Linked DNA regions of Homo sapiens: region 2 is linked to region 1. The links are chromatin loops, found by intact Hi-C in ENCODE. Cell type or tissue: dorsolateral prefrontal cortex. All regions are shown on one strand. Each heading gives the region's core, and the rest is flanking DNA. Links, peaks and the distances in the headings are about the cores only.

Region 1 (10,798 bases), core at 1,469-9,468:
TAACTTCTTCATCTGGGTGGTAGCAAGATAGTTGTTGCTGTTCCAGGCATCACTTGTGGATGTGATGATATCCAAAGGAAGAAGAGAGACTGTCCCTTTCTCTGGCTTTCTCTTAAGAGGGAGGAAATTTCCTTTCACGTCTCATAGGCTCTGGTTCAGTCACATGTCCGTTGGGATTGCTTGATTGGCTTAGATTAAACATCTGTGGTAGAATGGATTGGAGGAGTCAACCCAATGTTTACCATTATTTCTAGTGTATCTGTTTTCTTGCTTGATAGTGTGAACTGGTTTTTTTCTTTTTTTTTTGGCTTGGTCATCTTCCTCTTTAGCTATTTGCCAATTATCTCTCTTTACCTTCCAATTCCATTGTTAAAAGCCCCCTCTGAACTTATTGCAGGTGGACACGCCAAATCTAGACTCTATGGAGTCCAGGAATGACAACAATCTCATCTTGTCCATTGTTCCTCTTGGCCTGATCCATCTACCTCCAATTCAGTCTTTTCTCCTGACCCACGCCCACTGACTTCAGGGAAGATGGAACTGAGCTGTTCCCAGTGGTAGAATTGTGAACAGCATACAGGAGAGACCCTCAAAGCCTAACCTGGGAGTCTCCCAGCAGGCAACCCTGTGGTTAGAGGAAGTTGTATTCTTCTGTGTATACATGTGCATGCATGCAGATACATGTGTGAGCATGCACACAGTGAGCATGGGCTGTGGTGTGCACCCAATTAGACCCAACTGGACCTGTGTACACACCTATCTTCTTTGTCATGCCTGGCTTTGTTGGTCTCCCAGATTCCCAGGCAACTCTTGCTACATTCTACAAAGGTTTTGGGGTTGCTCTTTTAAGAAATGAAATTGCCTTCCAGATGCTTCTTTCACTTATTTTTTTCCTCCACTTGACAGAACTGCCTAAACTTCCCATTCAGGGGCTCTAAAGAGAAGTGTATCATTTCATGCTCCCTTGTTTAGCTTTTCCAAATCTAAAGCCAAAGCTGCCACAGCCACTGATTAACAGAAATCAAAAGCAAAGGCTGGGCTTTTGATGGGAAAAATGCTACATTAGAGAGGGCTGGTTGTTTTACAATTGCAGGGTAAGGTCCATAATATTACCCACCACTGAATGGCCATTAGATTGCAAATTACTGGTCACTTTGCTGGACGGCTCAGTCATCCTGTAATCATGATCATAATATCCCCCTGTAATGGTCAAGCCCAGGCACCTACCAGGAGTCTGGTTGCTGAGGCGCCAAATTGCTGGGCTGTGTACAGTAATGATTATCGCAGCAGGACAGAAGAAAAGCTGCCCCGAAGTCCTGGGTGTGTGGCATTCTGTCCTAGTTCCCCATTAGAAAACAGAAGGGCTGATGAGAATTACTCTAATGTTCCCTCTCTCCAGTGTTCTACTCATTGGGGGTCTAACTTTGTGTGGCTATCAGGTTCACATGGTGTCTTGGGCCAGCTGAGTTGTGAGCTCTGGGCTGACAAGTAGAAAAGGAAGGTTATTATTTTATTCCTAGCCTTTTGCTGTGGTGAATTGTGCCTGTGTGTGTATGTGTGTGCACACCCACATGTGTGTCTCTGGTGATGAGCATTGGCCATGAAACACACAGACTGCTTCAAAGTTATTAAGATGTGTGTGCATGTGTATGACAGAACATACAGGGAAGCCTGTAACTTTTCTATATTTTTAACTTGGGTCCTGGTTTCATATCTTACATGTATGTTATATGTATCCTTTTGTGGTACAAATATGAAAAAGAAAAAGAAGATGCAAAGCTGATGGAGGGATGAGCTCTTAGCTCAACACTTGGCTGATCTAAGGGTCCCACAGGAAGCAGACGGCATGCTCCACGGGGCAGCTGGGGAGAGTTAGGCCTCCTAACAGAGGCATGGGCAGGGTCAAGGGCAAACAACAGGGGCGGGTGACAGGAAGAGGCCTCAGTTACTCCCAGGCCCAGGAGTCAAGGGGAGGGAGCTGAGCCTGAAGAAAAGGCTTCTGGGGGAAATAGGGAACCTGACTTCACTGTCCTTTTGCCCTCCTTTCTCTTATTACTGCCTTCTCTTGGCCAAACCCAACCAGAAGCCAGAGGGCAAGGGAGCCCCTGGGTACTTTCTACAAAGGGAGAGCAGGCGAGGAAGGTGCCGGGGGATGTAGAGAGGGGTGTGGACATAGCCAGCACTCAGCCCAGCATGTATTTGTTAATGGGGTGTCTAGCCATCGGCTGGCAGGAAGGGACTCTTGGGCCCTGCCTGGATTGGGTTTCTAAGGTCTGCTGTCTGGGAGTTACCGTGGCAGGCTATAGACGTGCCCTGCCTGCTGTGCCCACATACTTGGTCCATGGGGACAGTGATTCCTCAGCATACACCCAGCTTCAGTTCCTGCCCAGCACTTTGGCTGCCGTGCCTGTGGCTTCTGGGTTCCAAGAAATGATATGAGATGTCTCCCTGGCAGTGAGTGCCTTGAGCCAGACCTGGGATTAGAGGAGAGGAGGTGCTTTGGATAGGAGCTGGGGGGCACAGTGGGTGAGTGGAGGAGTCTCCCACAGGCTCAGAACCTGGTCGCAAGCCTTCCCAATGGCTTGCAAGGAGGCTGTAGACAGGCCCTCGTCTGTGTTTCCCTGCTCTTTCTAATTTGGTAGACATCGTGTCCTGCATAATTTTGTAAGGAACTGCATACTCCTCGCCAACCCTCCTTGCCAGCACAGGGGAATGCTAGCTGAGAAGGGAGTGTAAGGTTGGCATGACTTCAGTTCCCCCAGAAAAATACCATTCCCTGCCCTGAGAACCTGCTTGTCAAAAGCTTTTAGCAAGGCTGAACTAGTGACAGGAAAGGACTCAGATGGCTTTCTGTATAAATAAAAAGAGTAAGGAAAATAGCAAATGCTAATTGTGTGCCTACTCTACCCTAGGTGAGCTCTAAATGCTTTACCTATGTTATTTTGTTTGATCCTCATGACAACTCTATGAACCAGGTACTAAAGCTATCCCCACTTTTCAGATGAGGAAACTGAGGCACAGAGAGATTAAATTACTTGCCCAGTGTCACACAGGTGGTAAACAGTAGAGCTAGGATTCAAACTTGGGCAGGCCGGCTGCAGAATTATGCTCTGTCCCCTTTTCCTTCTTGGCTAACTTCTCCTTAGTAGGTGCCAAGAGACGGGATGTTCCTAAATCTGAACTGAGTGTAGAGCTGGAAAGAGCTTTGAGATTCATTTAGTCTTGTCTTTGTGTTCTTACAGAGGGGGAAACTGAGGGTTCCAGGGGTTCAGTGATTGGGTCTCCAGATCCCTGCTCTGGAAACACTGGGCAGCTGAAAGGTGGCCAGCTGTGCCTGGTGATATTCTGGCAATTTTCCTAGCTTTGTTTACCAAGTAAATTTCTTTGAAGCAAAGTTCCTTTTATCCAAGAAGCAATGTGACCTCCAATCTTGTTTTCATAAAACGTCTCTGACGTTAGCCACATGAGGCAAAAGCCCTGGAGGTGTTTGTGTTGCCCTTCTGCTCCCTGAATCTGATGCTGTCTCTGTTTCTACTGTGAATAACAGTCAAGCATCAGGCCGTGGGGAGCCTGGGGGCCAGGTGAGCTGGGCATGCTGGGGCACAGATAAAAGGAGATCGTTCATCAATTTCCAGGGGGTTCAGGGGCACCTGAAGCATCTTTGTCTACAGAGGTCCTCGGCCCACCCTGCCAAGTGGCTGTCACAAAGAACAGAGTGTCTTGGGCCATGTGACCATGGGGGAGGGTGCCCAGGCCTCCGAGGGGGCTGCCAGCTTCTGAGCTGTTGATTCCATGACTATCGGATCCAGCGCTACAGAGAAAGGGCAGCATTCTTCCTGCAGAGGCTTGGTCCAAATGGCCCCATGGCTTTCTTTTCTCCGGGATCAGCAAGGCTACTGTTGAGAGGGACAATCGAGGTTGTTGTCCTGGCCTGGCCCAGAGACACTGCTGCCAGATGCAGAGCTGGCTCCCTGGGGCCATCCTTGCCACACCTGCCCTCCAGATCACTGGGTGCTCATGGGCCAGTGCCATACGGGAGCTCTGTGCCTTCCCACCTCCTGGCAGCTGAGGCCTGGAAGGGCAGATATCCCCTGGTCTAACCCAGACAGTCCAGGGGCTAGTGAAGAAGACCCCCACTCCTCCCATGTGCCCAGTGTATTTTAGTTCTCCTCTTGGATACATTAGAATTAAGACAGAGGTATTCTATGCCTCAAGGAGAAATTTTGTGCTACATTGGAGGACGGTCATTTACCCTTGTTTTCCAAATAGTGCACTCTCAAAGGGGTAAGTGTGTCATCCTTGTAGCGTAAGTGACAAAACAGATAGAGCTTGGTCTCTTAGGGTAAGGAACTGCTATCTTTCCATTTTATGGATGCTCTTTTTTTAGTCCTTGCTCATGACTGTTTTGAGAAGGCTAAACATGGCCTGGACAACATCTACTCTTGGTATAGGGGCAAATGCTTTTTCAAGTTACAGGGAATGAGTGAGAGATCTCAGGCCTGGGTTTGGTAACTGGGGGGAGAAATAGAGAAGAGGTATCAGGAACTGCTTTGGTACAAGGCATTTTAGTGTTTGGTCAAGGGATCCAAGAATTCCTAAATCCTGTCCCAGAATGGCCACTGTCCCCTCAAATGATTTTCTGTTCATCCGTATAGGTCAGGGTTGAGCAGGAAACAGATGACACATTCAAACTGAGTAATCGGAGGAGATTTTTGCAAAAGGATGACTTGTAAAAGTGTGGGTAGGATTTAGGGAAATGAACAAAAGACAGTGCAGTATCCTGAGCTAACAACAGTGGGGCACCATTACCACTTCTAGGCCTGCAGGGCCCAGGGGGGATGTAGTTCCTGCATGCTGGAGAGAGAGATGCAGCTCTGGAAGACAGCCTACCAATAGCAGCCATGGCCTGTGGAGGAGGAGAGCAGCCAATCAACCATGATCTGGCCAGGAGGGATCCAGGGTAATCAACCTCATTCTCCTCCCATGCTGCCATTGGCCAGTTCCTCTCATGGGCCAAACCCATCCAAAGCCAGAGAGAGAGTGAGCATGTCGATGTAGCCCATAGGGTCACCTTCCTGAGGCACAAAGCAAGGTGGACAAGGGTGGAGAGCACATTTAGAGGGCCGGGTGGGGTAAAAGGAATGTATCCAGCACATCTTCATGTCACCTGAATCCCATCATATTTCTAACTCCCAGCAAATACTAATATAAACACCCTAAATAGCAGGCACATTTGTAGTTTGTGTCATCTCTTCTCAATAATTTTGACTTCTTATTCTCATATTATTTGTCTACTAATGATTTTCATAAACATGATTTACATTTTACCATTGTATTAAACACATGAAAAGGTTGTTATATCTCTCAGAATTATTGGACTTTAGTGCCTAATTTAGTGGCTCACAGCTGGGAACAATTTGCCCCCCCCGCTCTGCAGGGAACATTTCTCAGTGTTTGGAGACATTTTTGGGAAGGGTGCTACTCACTTGGTACACAGAGGCCAGGCCAGTATCCTACAATGCACAGCATAGCCCCCAAATGACAGAATTATCTGGTGCCATTGTTAAAGTGCTGAGGTTGAGAAACATTGCTCTTAGTGGAGAAAGGTTTGGGCTCTGCTAAAGGGAATCAGAGAACAAGTGAAAGGAGAGATGGACTTCTGTGTTTTTTGTTTTGTTTGGGCAGGGGGAGCCTATCTCAGAGGAAGTTTCCATACTCCGTCTTTGGGGAGGATGGCTCCTTTTTGGGCCCAGCTGGGCTCTTTGGGCTCAATCCCTGGGCATCCTGGTATCAGTTGGACTGCAGGATTGAGCATCTGAAAAGCCAGACTGGGAGCTCTTGCGGGGAACATCTCGGGCCATGTAGATGACATTCTTAGCTTGCCTGCCCTTTGTGGCTGCTGGAAGTGGTACAGCACACTCTAAAGAACTATTTCAAGATGGTTCAGCCAGACCCACAAGGTCTGGCAGAGTTCTTGCCTTTCCCAGGCTTTGGGGTTCTCTGCATTTCAGTTCAGAGCTCTTAGAATGTTAATAAGTAGGGACTTAAAAAAAGTCCTGAAATAGTTCTCAGGACACGAAGAAAATGTCCTAGCTCAGAAAGTAAATGAGTGCAGTCAGCTGTCCTTTGTTAACTTGTTGATTAAACCTAGTCTTTGTTTCCTTTTTCTATTTTTTCCTATACCCATTGCGGGGTCATTTCCCTGCCTATTTGGGCCTGTGTTAGAGCAGAGCAGAGGGCAGGCAGAGGAGAAAACTCCACATCAGCGCCTCCTTTGGCAAGTGGTTAAAAGACATGATAAAAGATGTAGAAGTAATGACTACAATTACCTGTAAAAATCAGGATTATCAGTTAACCCTTGTCATTCCTTGGCTGTGTTATCACTTGAATGATATTAATACTTATTACATTTAATTTATTTTTTAAGCAAACAATTCATTTACATTGTTTAAAACTGAAATAACAAAGGATTTAGATTAAGCTTGTCCAACCTGTGGCCCTCAAGGCCATATGTGGCCCAACACAAATTCATAAACTTTCTAAAAACACTATGAGATTTTTTTGCATTTTTTTAGCTCATCAGCTATCGTTAGTGTATTTTATGTGTGGCCCAAGACAATTCTTCTTCTTCCAATATATCCCAGGGAAGCCAAAAGATTGGACACCCCTGATTTAGATAAAGGAGAGAAACTCTGTCCTCCCACCTCAGCCTTCCCCCCTTAAAAGGCAACATCCACCCAGAGAGATAGTCTATGCATATACAAACAAGTATGTATATACATGTTTCTTTTATTTTTTCATCCCATACAAATAGTAGTATATTTGCTTTTTTACTTATGAATATGTCTTAGAAATCCTTTCATGTCAGTAAAGAACTTTCTGTTTTCTAAATGGATCTATGGTATCATTTGGTTATACCTTAATATATTTGGCCAAAAGTGACTTGTTTTAAAAAGCCTTCTGAATCTATTTCAAACCAGAAAGAATGCTCAACTAAAAACCCAAAACAAACAAACAAAAACTTATTTGGAAGTTTAGGCATGAGAGACTACTTTCTTCTACCATTTTGTAAAGCTTTCGTTTTCTCATCTTACTGAGATTTTCAGATTTTTTTCTGCACTTGCTCCTTAACATAAAGCCTCTATGAAATAGCTGTTCAGCACCATAGAATGTCCCAAAGGTTTGGATACTGCTTGTGACTTAAAAGGTGTCTATTTTATTACATTAGTAAATGTTTATTATCTTTTCTTATGAAAATCCAGCCTGAGCCAGTTGAATGATACTGACTCCAGAAAAGCCTGTTTGGGCCTGGGACAAGATATTGAGCCTCCCTGTTCCCAGTTTTTCCATTTTTAAAAACTGGATAATATCCTGGAGCCTTAGCAGCTTTAAAGCTTTGTGCTGGGCGGGACCAGCTCAGCTTCAGAAATAAGAGCCTGCCTATCTGTACTGTCTTTCTGTGGTACATCCAGGATGCGTGTGAAAGATGAACACATTTTAAGTAAAGAAAGAGCTTGCTGCATTTGGAAGCCAAAGAGAGGGCAGGCAGAAGAGCCGTCGGGGTGTACAGCGTTCTGGGGCTCCAGGGCTTTGAAATGCTTTCCAGTGTTGTCACTTGAATGTCGAACACGTTATTCTCAGTGGACACTAAAGAGAAGTACAGGTACCGTGGGCTCCAGGGGGATTCATTATTCAAGGCACAAAATTTCCTTCTCCGGCCTGCAACACATTATAATTCAAATGAGCTCAGCACAATAGAAGAAAAATATGCAAGCAGATTTCTCTCTGTCATGTTTTTTCCCTCCTCTCTGAAGCCCTGTAATTACAGCAGGCAGGTGGAGCATCTGGGGTGTGGGGGAGTCCACTGTGTTTTTACCTTCCCAGGAACGCGACTTGCCTACCGCATCAATATATTTTATTTTTAATTAAGCGCTTATTGCAAAATCGGAGTCCCTGCACGAAAGCCTGATTCAAAACTTTTTTTTCCTGTCGTTCTCTGAGATGTCGCTGCTATTACTGTCTCAAATTTCCTTTTAAATTTTGCTGTTTGAGTAAATTAGTGCTGGCCTTTCCTGAGCTCCGCAGCTCCGAGGTGGCCCGACTGCCGGGCCTCCACCCCTTTTCCCCGGTCCCGGGTCGGTTTCTCCGGGCGCAACCAGCAGCGCCACAAGCCGGTTGGGTCCCCTGGCTCCCTCTCCAAGGCCAGCGCGGTCATGCGGGCGGGCGGGCGGTGTTCCCCAGAGACCGCCCATCCCGCGGTGGGGGTGGTGGAACCGCAGAGGCCACCGGATACAGCGACCTCAGGCCTGGCAGCGCCCATGGCGGGCCCTGTGGCCCGGGTACTGCGAATCGCCGGGGCTTGGCGGCCTCTGGAACAGGGGCCTCCGCCTCGAGGAGGCGGCGGGACCTGAGGGGCCGTGGTCGCTGCACTTTGTCCGAGACCCCTAGATTGGCCAATAGGAGACCGGAAAGGTGCAGGGAGGGCCAGTGGGGCCGATGGGCCGGGGCCCCGGACAGGCTGGCGCGGGGTTCGGGGGTTCTCTCCTGTCTCTGACGCCTGCCCCCGAGGAGGCAGAGCTGGGCAGCCCTGGGCCTCCGCCGAGCCCAGCTTTCCTAAGCCGGGAAGTCGGGGGTTCCTGGGCCGGGTGGGAACTGTCGTCCCTGGAGGACCCCGCCCCTGAGATCCCCGCCCCACATCCGGGTAGCGTGGGGGCACCTGGGGTTCCCGAGATGAGAACCGGTGCTCTGGGGGCGACAGGCTTCGGCGGGATCCCTGCAAGCCGGCGGCCCAGGCGGGTGAACCCCCCGGATTCCAGCAGGAACAATCCCAGTCCCCCGCTCCGGGAACCAGGCACTCGATGCAAATGGCTTCCCAGCCACCCGCCAGCCCTGCCCATGCCAGCGCCTCGCGGGGTGGCTCCCGCCTCGGCGCAGCCCCCCTGGTTGCTGGCTGCACATCTGCTTCCGAGCCACCCAGGGGCAACTTGAGGCAATGTCGGGGGGGGCGGGGCCGGGACGGTGGAGGGAGACTGAGGCAGCAGCCAATGGGCTGGAAGGTCCGGCAACATTTGCAGAGAAGGGGCCACCTTAGGTTACTATGAATCTTCACCAAGCGCAGGAGGGTCAAAAGAGTGTTTTCAGGAAGACCAAAAGGAGGAACGAATACCCACATGTGGCCAAAAGAGGGGCTGAGACTGGACGTGGGGGCCTTGCCTGCCCCGTGGAGCTTCCTCAGGCACCGGCTGCCTCTGTCCATACCTCCACTTTCCTGGGTGCAGTCTTCAGGGCTTGGACCAGTACTGGGGTCTGGGACACAGAGAAGAGACCCAGATCCCTGTAAAGATGGGGACTGATTGCTGGATGGGCCTCGGGAAAAGGCAGGCCTCCATGGGGCCAGTGGGGGCTGACAGGGCAAGACCTGGTTTCCCACACAGGCCAGAACTTTCTCAGGACAGTGTGGGTGGGTGCTGTGACTACATCCGGACCCACCCACTCTTAACCATCCAGGAACTAGGACTGGGGCTCTGTGATGTTTCCTCTTTTACAACATCTATTGTATTTTTCCTTCTCATTACAAAAGCAGTACATGTTTATCACAGAGTTAATGAAAAATGCAAACATACATAAAGAAAACAAAAACCATATATTCTCATTAAACAAACATATTCTCATTAGCTGGAGGCAAACATATTCTCATTAGCTGGAGGCAAACCTTTCTTGTATATCCTGAGTACAAACACGGTTATTCTGTGGGGTAACTGGCTTTTTCTTTTTCTGAACAATACACTGTGAATATCTTTCCACGTGAACATCCTTCTAATGAATATAGTTTAATAAATATACTCTATTCTTAATGATTCTACAGAACTTTCATTGTAGGGATGCGGTGCGATATTTTCAATGATTCTCTTACAGGGCTTCTAGGATGTTGCCAGTTTTTGTTTTTTGCTTTTTTTTTTTTTTTTTTTAACTTCTGTCCACACCATTCCAAGGTCATTCTCTTGCTGGGTCACTATGCATGTCCTTAATTATTTCCTTAAAATCTATTCCTCAAAACGACTGGGCCAACTGTTCTGCATTTTTAAAGTTTCACTACATTTTGTCAAACCGACCTTTAGAAATGTTATGTCATTTCATACTCCCACCTGCAGAAAATGCAGAAGTCTGTTGCCAGAATTCCATCCTTACCAATCATGAATATTAGTCTCCTTTTTATTCTTTTCTGTTTGTCTATTTTTAAATTGGAGTATTCATCTTTTTCTTACTGATTTGTAAGAACATTGTATATGTTCAGTCTATTAATTCTTTCTCATGCATTTTGCAAGCTTTTCCCATTTGTCAATTGCTTTTTACCTTTCAATTTACATTTAAAACTGTTGGGCAGTCCATCACAAAGCGTATCCACCATGATCAAGTCTGCTTCATCCCTGGGATGCAAGGCTGGTTCAACATATGCAAATCAATAAACATAATTCATCACATAAACAGAACCAAAGACAAAAACCACATGATTATCTCAATAAATGCAGAAAAGGCCTTCGATAAAATTCAACACCCCTTCATGCTAAAAACTCTGAATAAACTAGGTATTGATGGAACGTATCTCAAAATAATAAGAGCTATGTATGACAAACCTGCAGCCAATATCATACTGAATGGGCAAAAGCTGGAAGCATTCCCTTTGAAAACTGGCACAAGACAAGGATTCCCTTTCTCACCATTCCTATTCAACATTGTATTGGAAGTTCTGGCCAGGGCAATCAGGCAAGAGAAATAAATAAAGGGTATTCAAATAGGA
Region 2 (10,798 bases), core at 1,373-9,372, 180 kb before region 1:
GTCTTTGGGGAGTACTAAAGGCAGTAATGGAATTTATTTTAAGTATATATTTAAAATATGATATTTGTTTTTCCCTTGAAGAGTTTTCATTTAGCCAAATGGATTGATTTAAAGTTTTTGACCACAGCTGCTAAAGAAATGTGTGCACAGCTACTGTTTTGGTAAACACAGACAAGTAACCAGATGGTAGTAATACTTTAAAAAGTTGGTCTATATGGGCTGGGAACCATCCAAATGGAATTTTTAGTGTTTCGCCTAGGTACTTTAGATTTAGTACACACTAAATGAGTTTGAGTGTGTTTTACTACTGCAGTGGCTAGAAAGAACAAATAGAGTATTATGTGGAATACAAATAATGCTTATTAAGCTTGCAGTTGATTCCTTCTGATAGATGTTCCAAATTGCTGTCAGACTATATTTACTTACTCATAAACAGATGTGGTTTTGCTTTAAATCAGGATAACTATTCCAAACTGAGTTATGCATATTTTAAACAACTGTTACGGATTACATTTTAAAATTATTGTTGATTAAGAAGCTGATTTATTATATTTTATAAGGTTCATTTTTGGTGGTAGTTTTAGATGACAGAGAGCTTAGATTTTTTTTTAATTTTTTGAAATCTGATTTAAGGTGGGATATCACCAGTTAAAAATTATTTTCTGGTCTGTAGTCAAGAATTGATATTTAAGATGAGCAATTTGTTATAATTTTAAAATTTTAGTCACTAGGCTGGGCGCAGTGGCTCACGCCTATAATCCCAGCACTTTGGGAGGCCAAGGCGAGCGGATCACCTGAAGTCGGGAGTTCAAGACCAGCCTGACCAACATGGAGAAACCCCGTCTCTACCAAAAATACAAAATTAGCCGGGCGTGGTGGTGCATGCCTGTAATCCCAGCTACCCGGGAGGCTGAGGCAGGAGAATTGCTTGAACCCAGGAGGCAGAAATTACAGTGAGCCGAGATTGCGCCATTGCACTTCAGCTTGGGCAATAAGAGCAAGACTCTGTCTAAAAAAAAAAAAAAAAAATGTAGTCACTAATTATCACTAAATGAGATGTTGGTAGCAGCTTGAACATCAGCTGGCCTGTGCTTTAACTGAACAATACAGTAGTAGTAATCTTAGTGTTAAATTTTACATATTGAAAGTATTAGAAAATATTTCCTTCACTTTAACTTAGTTTTTCCTCCTGGATGTGTTTTTTTAGTTTATTTCTTAAGATCTTTGCTAGGTAGGTGTCACACTGTTCATTAAATATACAGAACTTATATATCCTGCAGATCCTGACATTAGACTGTGAACTCACTTATTTATGGAAGCCCTATTCACTACCAGCTTTTCTGGTCTGATGATAGGTTCTGGCTACTTCCATGAATTTGTATGAGATTACTTACTTCTAGCATTCATGCTCACATGTTTTCACAACAAATACTTATTGAGTTGTTATTACTAAATATTAGGCAATGTGCTGGGGCAAATGGATGACCCTGGTCCTCAGAAGTGTACCTTCTAGTGGAAAGGTAAATGTTAAGTATCTGACAAATGTAAAACTGCAGCTGTGACAAAGTATCAGAAAGTAGAGCAAGATGGTTCTTGCTCCTCAGAAATAGAGCTAGTTCTGTTCATCAATATGAAAACAATGAAACTGGTCTGTCTTTCCAGGTTATAATGATTTTCAGCCTGAAATATTCTTGATGATTTTAATTATGTCGGCCTGCAGTCATTTCCACTGCCCATAATCTAATGTGTTTTGCCTGTTGACATGTTAAAGATGGGAGCCACTTAGAGCCATTCTTCGATCTTGCCCTTCCTACCTCCTCAAACTGAGAGTATGAGCATCTGCTTCAAGGCACACACGTTCCCAATTAGCTGGTGTAAAGTCACACTAAAACCAAGCAAAAAGGGTTCTGCAACATAAGGGAAAGGGAAGTGGAGGCACTAAGATTGCTTCGGCAGCCAAAGGATTCCTTGGGAACTTGTAAAAGGTAGAGTGGGGTGGGTGACAATGAACATGTACTTGTGGGTTTGTTTTCTGGGAATAGTGGAACCTAAACTTCTACATCTGAAAGGAAAATAGATTAACCTTTTTAAAGTTTATTACTGAATTTTTAGGCCTCGTGTTTTGGACATGTGAGTACAAGCCAGTGGTACAGTGCCAGTCATTTACTGCGGGCACCTGAGATTGCTACTGATCTACATCACATCAGCAAGCCAATAGTTGGCATTAGACTATGTAAAAAAACAAAATCCAGGCCGGGTGCGGTGGCTCACGCCTGTAGTCCTAGCACTTTGGGAAGCTGAGGTGGGCAGATTGCTTGAGCCCAGGACTTCAAGACCAGCCTGCGCAACATGGCAAAACCTGGTCTCTATAAAAAATACAAAAATTAGCTGAGCATGGTAGCGTGTGCCTTGGTCCCAGCTGCTTGAGAGGCTGAGGTGGGAGCTTGAGCCTGGGAGGTTGAGGCTGCAGTAAGCTGTGATCATGCCACTGCACTCTTGTCTGGTTGACAGAACCAGACCCTTTCTCCAAAAAAAAAAAAAAAAAAAAAAGAAATCCACTAGTTGACTCCTAGAACCATGAGTGTTCACTAACAAATGTAGATTTATAAAGCCAGAATAATCTTATTTATCTGAATGTCATTAATTACAGCAATAGTAACTATGGTTAGTAACTTACTAACTATAGTAAAGCAGTTCAAACTATTGTGCCAATATGACATTTTTAATTTTCTTAATTGTTTATTGTTAATCTAGTATCACTTAGGTTTGATTAGTGTAATATTGCCATTCAGGGTGTTCTTAAATACTGAACACTCTCAGTTTCCTGCTGAGTATGAAGGTTCATGAACAAAATCAATTATAATTTATATTATGAGGACCATATAACTTAAAGCTGGCTTAGCATATTATTTCTTTGCTATACATCCTATTCAGCTACACCTTCCCCCCATTCAGTAGCTCATTCAGTAACAAATATTGTCAGAGTTTACAGAAAAAAATTACATCTTTAATATGGAATGAATTGCTGATGAAAGATAGTCATGTTCGAAATATGACATTTAACATAAGTGTACAGATTTCCCAGTAAAAGAACAATTCCAGTATTATGGATTTACTAGCAGCTGTTGAAAATTTAACACCTCTTCTGCTTTCTTCCCCCACCTCATGACAACCTAATGTAAAACTATATTCAGGAGTAAGGAATCTAGAATATAAAGTAAATTGTATTAGTAATTGCAGGTCAGAAACTTATATTTAGTTATCAGACTCTGAGTCATGAGTTTTAGTATTCTGTGTGCTGTTCATGTGTGCCTTCTGTTACAGACAACACCAGGGAAGAGACCTAATAAAAAGTCTCATGTTCTTCAAAGAGAATAATTGAGAATAATGCTACTTAAGAGCACGTAATATCAGAGCAAACAGGCAATGAACAACATATAATTCTGTATATTATGCAGAGATATTAAATATACATATTAGTAAGGTAGCAGATGCTGTGGTGCTGAAATTGACATGTAAAATAGTACGCTTTCTCTGCAGGGCTCTGTTCCAGCCAGCACTCCTTTACATGTAATGAATAGTTAATTTTAGTCCTATGGTCCATAGGAGACTGATGGGGGACTGTGAGGAGGAAAGCATTCCAACTCCAAGAACAGCAGGTTGTGCTGAGATGTGCTTTTTAATGGAGAAACATTTTATAACTCTTGGGGGTAAATTTATAAAGACGGTTGTGCATGTGTTTTTGTATTTAAATTAAGGAATTATTAATACAGTTAGACAGCCAGGAGTCTGGCAGCTATATTGCAAAAGGGAAAAGCAGAATTTGTTGACTGGACTGAGCTCAGGAATATCTTGCACTTTTAAGAAAATTCCTATTAAACCTATCCTTTGTCCAAATGGAGCAATTCATCAGAAACAGACATTTGAGAATGTGTTTAGGTAGTTGAAATTTCAGGCTGACTTTTTAAAACTAACCTTTGGCTATATATAGGAAAAGGCAAATGACTTTTATTTTTCTGCCTCACATGGAAGTTCCCTTGCCATTTGAGATTTCCCTATGTTCATAATTCATTAATCCCATCTATCCAGGCAATATCTGGTGAGCATCTGTTATGTACCATTATGTTCTGGGAGCCAAAAATGAATAAAATCAATCTACACCCTCAAGCAGTTTGTAGTCTGCTGGAATGACAGACTTAAAAATGCTTATAACTAAAATATTTTATGTGCAGGACTAGGGTTTTTAAGCTAAAAGGCTGCTTTTTAAATTGTGAAATATAAAGTACATGTAGAACAATGCATAAAACATGTCAACAGTTAAACAGATAGTTATGGGATTATACTTTGTGTATTTTTATGTTTGCTTCTTTTATTCAACATTCTGTGGTTCATCTGTGTTGCTTGTAGCATCATCATTACTGTAGCATACTTTATTTGTTCTACTGTTGGTGGACATTACTGTTGCTTCCAGTTTTTGGCTATCATTAACAATGATGCTAAGAGTGTTCTTGATTATTTGTCTTGGTATGTTTGTGCACGCACCAATAATATATATCTAGGAATGGAATCGTTGGGTCATAGAGAATATACGTAGCTTTTAAGTTTACTAGATAAGTGATTTTCCAATTTAAAAAGACCTTTGAAACGTTTTTCTACATTGGTGGTTTTTAAAGTTATCTATTTTCTCATGGAATTTGGTTTTCTCATGAGAATAAGGTAGGAATGGTTGTATGTTGCTAATATGTAGTTCAAGTGCCCTTTCTACCTAATCTGGATTGCCAGGAATATGCTTGAAATGCCAAATCATGACTTAGTATTTTACTGTGGTAATTGGAGTAGTCTTTGACACATCAGGAAGTATGGGAATATGGGAAAGATCTTTGAGAGTGGAAACTATACCACAGTTTTGTTTAGTGCTAGGTAGGAAAGGTGAAAAAAAAAGCGCGAGAGTATATTAAGTATACAAAAAGCTTAGTGGTTTTAAAATGTTAAGCTCACATTTGGAAGTGTAATTCTATTTTAATCTCTTTCCTAATGGAGGAAGAAAGATGACTGATGTGGTAGGGTAATCTTGTTTGAAAAATTGACAACTCTGGCATACGGCCCAGATCTCTTTTCAGATTTTGTGTGAAAAAGAAAAATGGCAGCCTCTTAGTGCTATTCATTGGTGTAAAAAAAAAAAAAAAAAAAAAAGATATGGTTGAACCTAAGGGTGAAGTGCTAACTCTTCATATAGTAGGAGAGTAGATTAAAAGAGTTAGTGGATATTTCACATAATCAATGTCTCTTACCTTCCCAGACAGGAGAAAGAATGTCATGAGTATTAAAATAATTAGCAGAGCATTAAAGATACCAGGGACATTTAACTTACTTCTTGGCCTCCAAATTCATAAGAAATATGAAGGGTTAAATAAACCTTGCTTTTAAAAATACCTTTTCCCCACAGGTCTATGTGAGAACTGAATTTACAGGGTGCTTGGAGTTTCCTTTTGCTATTCAAAACATGTTAGAGCATGAATGTTTGGGGCGTTCAGGCCCTAAGCTATGTTGGTTGAGTGAAAGGGGAATTTTCTGTTCTATTCAACCAATTCAGGGAACATTTAATGCGTGCCAGCCATGTGCCTGGTCCTGGTAGGTACTGGGGACACAAAGATGAATAAAACAGCTTACAGTCCACTGGAACAGACAGGCATATAAACAATTCACTATAGTGTTGTGTGCTAAGGGCTATAATAGCGATCTGCAGAAAGTACTTTGGTCCACAAAAGAGACAACAAATACTTTTTTGTGTGTGGGGCTGATGAGGTTCTAGGTAACAGTGGCCTTTCGCTGTGTTGAGAAACAAACTTGAAATAGATCATACAGGTAACTAGGGACTTACAGAGAGAGGAGAAGGGGCATATTTGGCAGAGGAAATTGCATGAGCTAAGAGATTTATATTGTTCATCTAGATTAGAGATAATCTACATGAGATTATATTATGTATAAAAATTAAAATCTCCGGCAGTTTAGGCAGTGGGTCAAAGTTCGAAGTTGATAGACTTGATAGCTTTTCCTTTTTTTCTCTCAGCCAAGGATTGGTAATTAGGCAGACTCAACTTGAGCCTGTCCTGGATGTGAGGATAGCTTTATGGTTAGTCTCCGGCCAGTTCATCTCCCTTCCTTTAGAGCTACTTATTAAATGCTTAAATATAAATCATCTGTGTTTAGGAGTGATAAGGAAGAGCTTAATAAGCTCAATCTTTGCCTTATAGGGTGGTGGTTTTCAATCCTCCCCCTATATATTAAGCACAATTGCAAAAAATAAATGTATACATTTGAATATTACTATCAGAAATAAAATAATGGTGGACATAACCTTAAAAATTATCTAGTCTGTCTCCTGCATTCCTATATGTAGGAAATTAAGGCTTAATTGGTTAAATGACACAGCCCATCTTGTAGCCTAGGGCCAGGTACGGATGCGGAGTGTGCAAGGGTTCTGTGACTGCCCAGGCTTATTCCTGTAGTTAAGACTCAATTTCTATATGCCCATGGTTTGAGTATATCACAGGTTAGCCTTCTCACATTTACTGCAATTATGGTTTAGCGAACTTATCTGTTTGACTGAGTTAGAGGCAACATGGTATAGCAGAGTCCGATGAACTGCCACCTTACAGTGTTTGGTCTAGGTGCTGCTGCTGTCCACACAGAAAGCCTATCACTGAGACAGTAAGTATTACGAGGGAAGAAGACTTTATTTGGGTGCTGCTACTGAAGAGATAGGAGATCAGTCTCAAGTCCACCTTTCTGATGGACTAAAATTAAGGGTTTATGTAGCAGAGAAGAAATGTAACCATGTGTGGGAAAATAGGAATTAGCGAGGGGTAAGGAAGAGGAGTTGGTCAACAGAAAGCAGGTGGTCAGTTAGCCAATCATGGTGGGTGTGGGGTCTGATGTCTCATTATTCAGATGTGGTGATCTGGTTAAGTTTCAGTTCCTTGAGACTGTTTGGGAGGTCTGATGGTTGGTTTCTTGAGAAAGGAACTCAAGATAAGAAAATTTTAACTTTCTCAAGTTCTAAGACTGGGAGGGTCAATTTCTGTGTTTATTCAAAAGAAACTGTAAACGTCAGTTCTGTGGGACAGTTGGGCCAGTTTCGGTCCCACCCTTTTTATTGATCAATTCATCATTCATAGGGAATCTGTCTTGTCAGTCTTTCTGGCTGCTTCATGCTTAGGAGGGGTGTTTTGGGCAGCTCCATACCATGGATGAGGAATCAAAGTTTAATCTAATACATAGTTTTCTTCTGAAGCACAATCTTTCTCTCTCTAGTCCTTCACTTCTATCAAAGACAGATCACAGCAGGACCAACCTACCTGCAAAATAAGCTTCAGTCCCATATACTTGGCCTGATTAGTCATGTGAAATGCAACAAGAATCATTGTCTACACAGGCTCTCCTAAATTGGCTTTGCTGGAACCTATCACAAGGCCATTTCAGTCAAAGCCCTGGGAATATGACCAGTTCCTCCAACTGTGTCCTGTTGTGAAGGAAAACAGTTTCTCATTGAACTTATGCAAACAACCACATTACAGTGAATTAAGAATATTCACAAATAGTTTATGAATTCTGGAGAAATTAGGCAGAGGGAGAGAAATGTGCCTTAAATTCTATTTATAAGAGTATACTCTACTCCATTGTTTAAGGCTATAAAAAGCTCAAGAAAAAACGTTCTCCAGACTGAACAATCAGCAATGCTTCAAACAAACAAAACCCATTAAAAATTATTTCAGTCTTCCATTAGTTCAGTGCATGCAATCAGCTCCTACTCTGCTTCATACTAGGTTAGCAATCTTTATGAACACACCAGCCTTTCACTTAGTGTCCTGTAAGATTTCTCTCTAGTCCAATGGCACACTCTCCAAAGTTATCAGAAACCTGTATTCAAGAGTCTTTGTCATGAACTCCCCCAAAGAAGCAAGCACTGGACTGTGGCTGATTATAAGCCACTTTTTGAGAAGAAGCAAAGCAAAACAACAATTGTGGATGAGAAAGACCTTTGGAAAGCCATAAATACACAGTTGATAAGGAAATCTGGTTATTTCTGTGGCATACAACAATTTAGCATAATAATCATAATCATTATAACAACCTAAATGAAGACATACCAGAATTTCAGGAATCACATTCAATTCTGGAATACATACTCATAACACACCTATATAAATATAACCCAAAGAAAGTTAAACACCACTTCAGATTTGAAGTCCATCCTGTATAATTCTAACATAACAGATAAGCCTAGTACAGTTCTCTTGAAGTTCAGGGGACCCAATATCCAGAAAAAGTTAGATTGAGGTCAAAATGACTGAATTTAGAACTTGAAATCTTGCCTTTGGAAAAAGTTTGTCAAATGTCAGAGGTTTACACTTGATATCACAAAATAGGATCATTGGTGTCCATAAAATAGTCATTGATTTAGCTAAAATGATAAGAACATTTACTCTTTGACAGGTAGGAGACTCAGTTTCCCAAGCAATAAGATGTAATGAAGACAGCATGAGGCCAACCACATCTGCCTCTCCTTCCTACATTTTTTCCCTGCAGTTTACTTGAAAAGTAAACAAAAATCTTTTATTATCATTACATAAAAATTTTATTTGAAAGAGAAAACCAATTTTACCTTTGCATGGTACATTATTAATGTTAAAGTTAATTTTAATGAAACATAAATCTAATTTTAATCAGTTTGACTATAAGCTAAGACTTTTTAAAAAATTTTATTATTATTATACTTTAAGTTTTAGGGTACGTGTGCACAATGTGCAGGTTTGTTACATACGTATACGTGTGCCATGTTGGTGTGCTGTACCCATTAACTCGTCATTTAGCATTAGGTATATCTCCTAATGCTATCCCTCCCCCCTCCCCCCACCCCACAACAGTCCCCAGCATGTGATGTTCCCCTTCCTGTGTCCATGTGTTCTCATTGTTCAATTCCCACCTATGAGTGAGAACATGCAGTGTTTGGTTTTTTGTCCCTGCGATAGTTTGCTGAGAATGATGGTTTCCAGTTTCATCCATGTCCCTACAAAGGACATGAACTCATCATAATTTATGGCTGCATAGTATTCCATGGTGTATATGTGCCACATTTTCTTAATCCAGTCTATCGTTGTGGGACATTTAGGTTGGTTCCAAGTCTTTGCTATTGTGAATAGTGCTGCTATAAACATACGTGTGCGTGTGTCTTTATAGAAGCATGATTTATAATCCTTTGGGTATATACCCAGTAATGGGATTGCTGGGTCAAATGGTATTTCTAGTTCTAGATCCCTGAGAAATCGCCACACTGACTTCCACAATGGTTGAACTAGTTTACAGTCCCAAGGTAAGACTTTCATAAACCTTTTTTAATATTTTATAATTTTCTGTTAAAGAGCAGATCAGTGCTCCAAGAAAATCCTGTTATTCCGACATAGGGGCCTAGATGTTGGCCTTGCATCAGTGTGTTTTTGATATTAATGTTTAATTTATAGAAAAACTTTTTAAGTAACCTATTCCCTCAAAATCAGCCCTTACAATCTCAAGTACCCACCTCTTCTGTGATACTCCCTGGGCCTAGAGGGATTGAATAGCTTTAATTTTTTTGGCTGTGTGTCTCATGAGAGCAGTACTTTTTGTGTACTTCTCCCAGGTTTGAAGACGAGGCTTTGAGTAGTGTCAATATTCAAGATTTAGCAGGAGTGGGTACCTTTTTCGGACCTACGAGTCAAAGCCCTGTAACTTAACAGCATATGGATTAGTTAATAGGACATTTATTCTGCAGAAACCCTATCATTCTAACATGTCACAAATTAAAACACTGTGATTTGGTGTCTAGTAGTTGCTGCCTGCAGCATTTCAAACCACTGTATTAAAATAGTTTATGCAATACTCATTGCATATGTCTAATTGCTGGCATTCTAGTGACAGAATTGTGACCAAAAGCGTCAAAAATGTGATAGGTCCTGTGCCAAACTTATCAAAGTAAGACAATTAACTTTTCTCTCTGTCATTTAAAAAAAAGTTTAATGTAAATACCAGTCTTGGAAATTCAGTATGAAGATAAGTGAACCATACAACAAAACAAGGACAAAGAACAAGCAAACAATAATTTCTTTTCAGCTATAAAAAGAGCATCATCATACATCTCCAGGATTGGCTTCTAGATACAGTACTGACAACTATTTAGGTAACTTTCACCATTAGAATCCTCAAATCAGTGCAACATTTGTATATATTTTGTTATAAAGTGTACACCTGGAGTCCCAACAGTGATAAAACGCTTGGGATAAAAAAATCATTGGAAAGTACAAAGTCTCACATTTTTATTGCTACTTAATCCAAGTGAATGTTACTTAATTTTGATAATGGTGAACACAACTAAAGTTTGAAAGCAAATGACAAATTGTTGGAAATGCAGAGGAAACAAAATGACTATTTATAGAACCAAATACAATCCTTCCATTAGAAATTGAAAAACATCATTGGTTTCATACATGTGTGTATGTGTAAGTAAAACCCAAAGAACAAACAGCAGGTAAATGAAAATTGAAAGCAAAAGTAAATAGAAAATGAACCCCAAATTTTTTCTCATACTCAAGGTAAAAAATACTTTACCTTGGGGGTGACAGTGTTATCCAGAGCCTAGAAACACAAATGATGGATATTTTGTTCCTGGTATGCAAATTAATGTATTTAAATCCACCAGTAACACTATACATTTTGTGCAATTAAGGCATTGACTTAAGGTACATGACCAGTAAGTACTTTA

The links. Peaks named below come from ENCODE experiments on the same cell type or tissue, not always from the same donor. Only the 100,000 strongest peaks of a DNase experiment are listed, where the experiment ranks them.
Region 2: a loop joins it to region 1, with 2.9 times the contacts of the local background. A loop is called at or near these places in 2 of 110 quality-filtered maps.

Annotation. Positions count from the first base shown.
Region 1 is chr5:61,617,628-61,628,425 of GRCh38, forward strand. LOC105378997 (basic proline-rich protein) reads right to left here and starts at 10,440. Exons shown (of 3, transcript NR_189165.1): 1 at 10,354-10,440; 2 at 9,171-9,306; 3 at 6,772-7,719. In dorsolateral prefrontal cortex, for the core only: CTCF peaks have their summits at 6,285, 6,484 and 8,184; DNase peaks (open chromatin) are centred at 2,414, 3,804, 8,204 and 8,644; H3K4me3 peaks cover 2,761 bases; H3K27ac peaks cover 8,000 bases.
Region 2 is chr5:61,435,190-61,445,987 of GRCh38, forward strand. All of the region lies in intron 1 of ZSWIM6 (zinc finger SWIM-type containing 6), which reads left to right. Among named protein-coding and RNA genes, the nearest start is that of ZSWIM6, 110 kb to the left of the region's middle. In dorsolateral prefrontal cortex, for the core only: no CTCF peak of the experiment used is centred there; a DNase peak (open chromatin) is centred at 5,624; H3K27ac peaks cover 5,734 bases.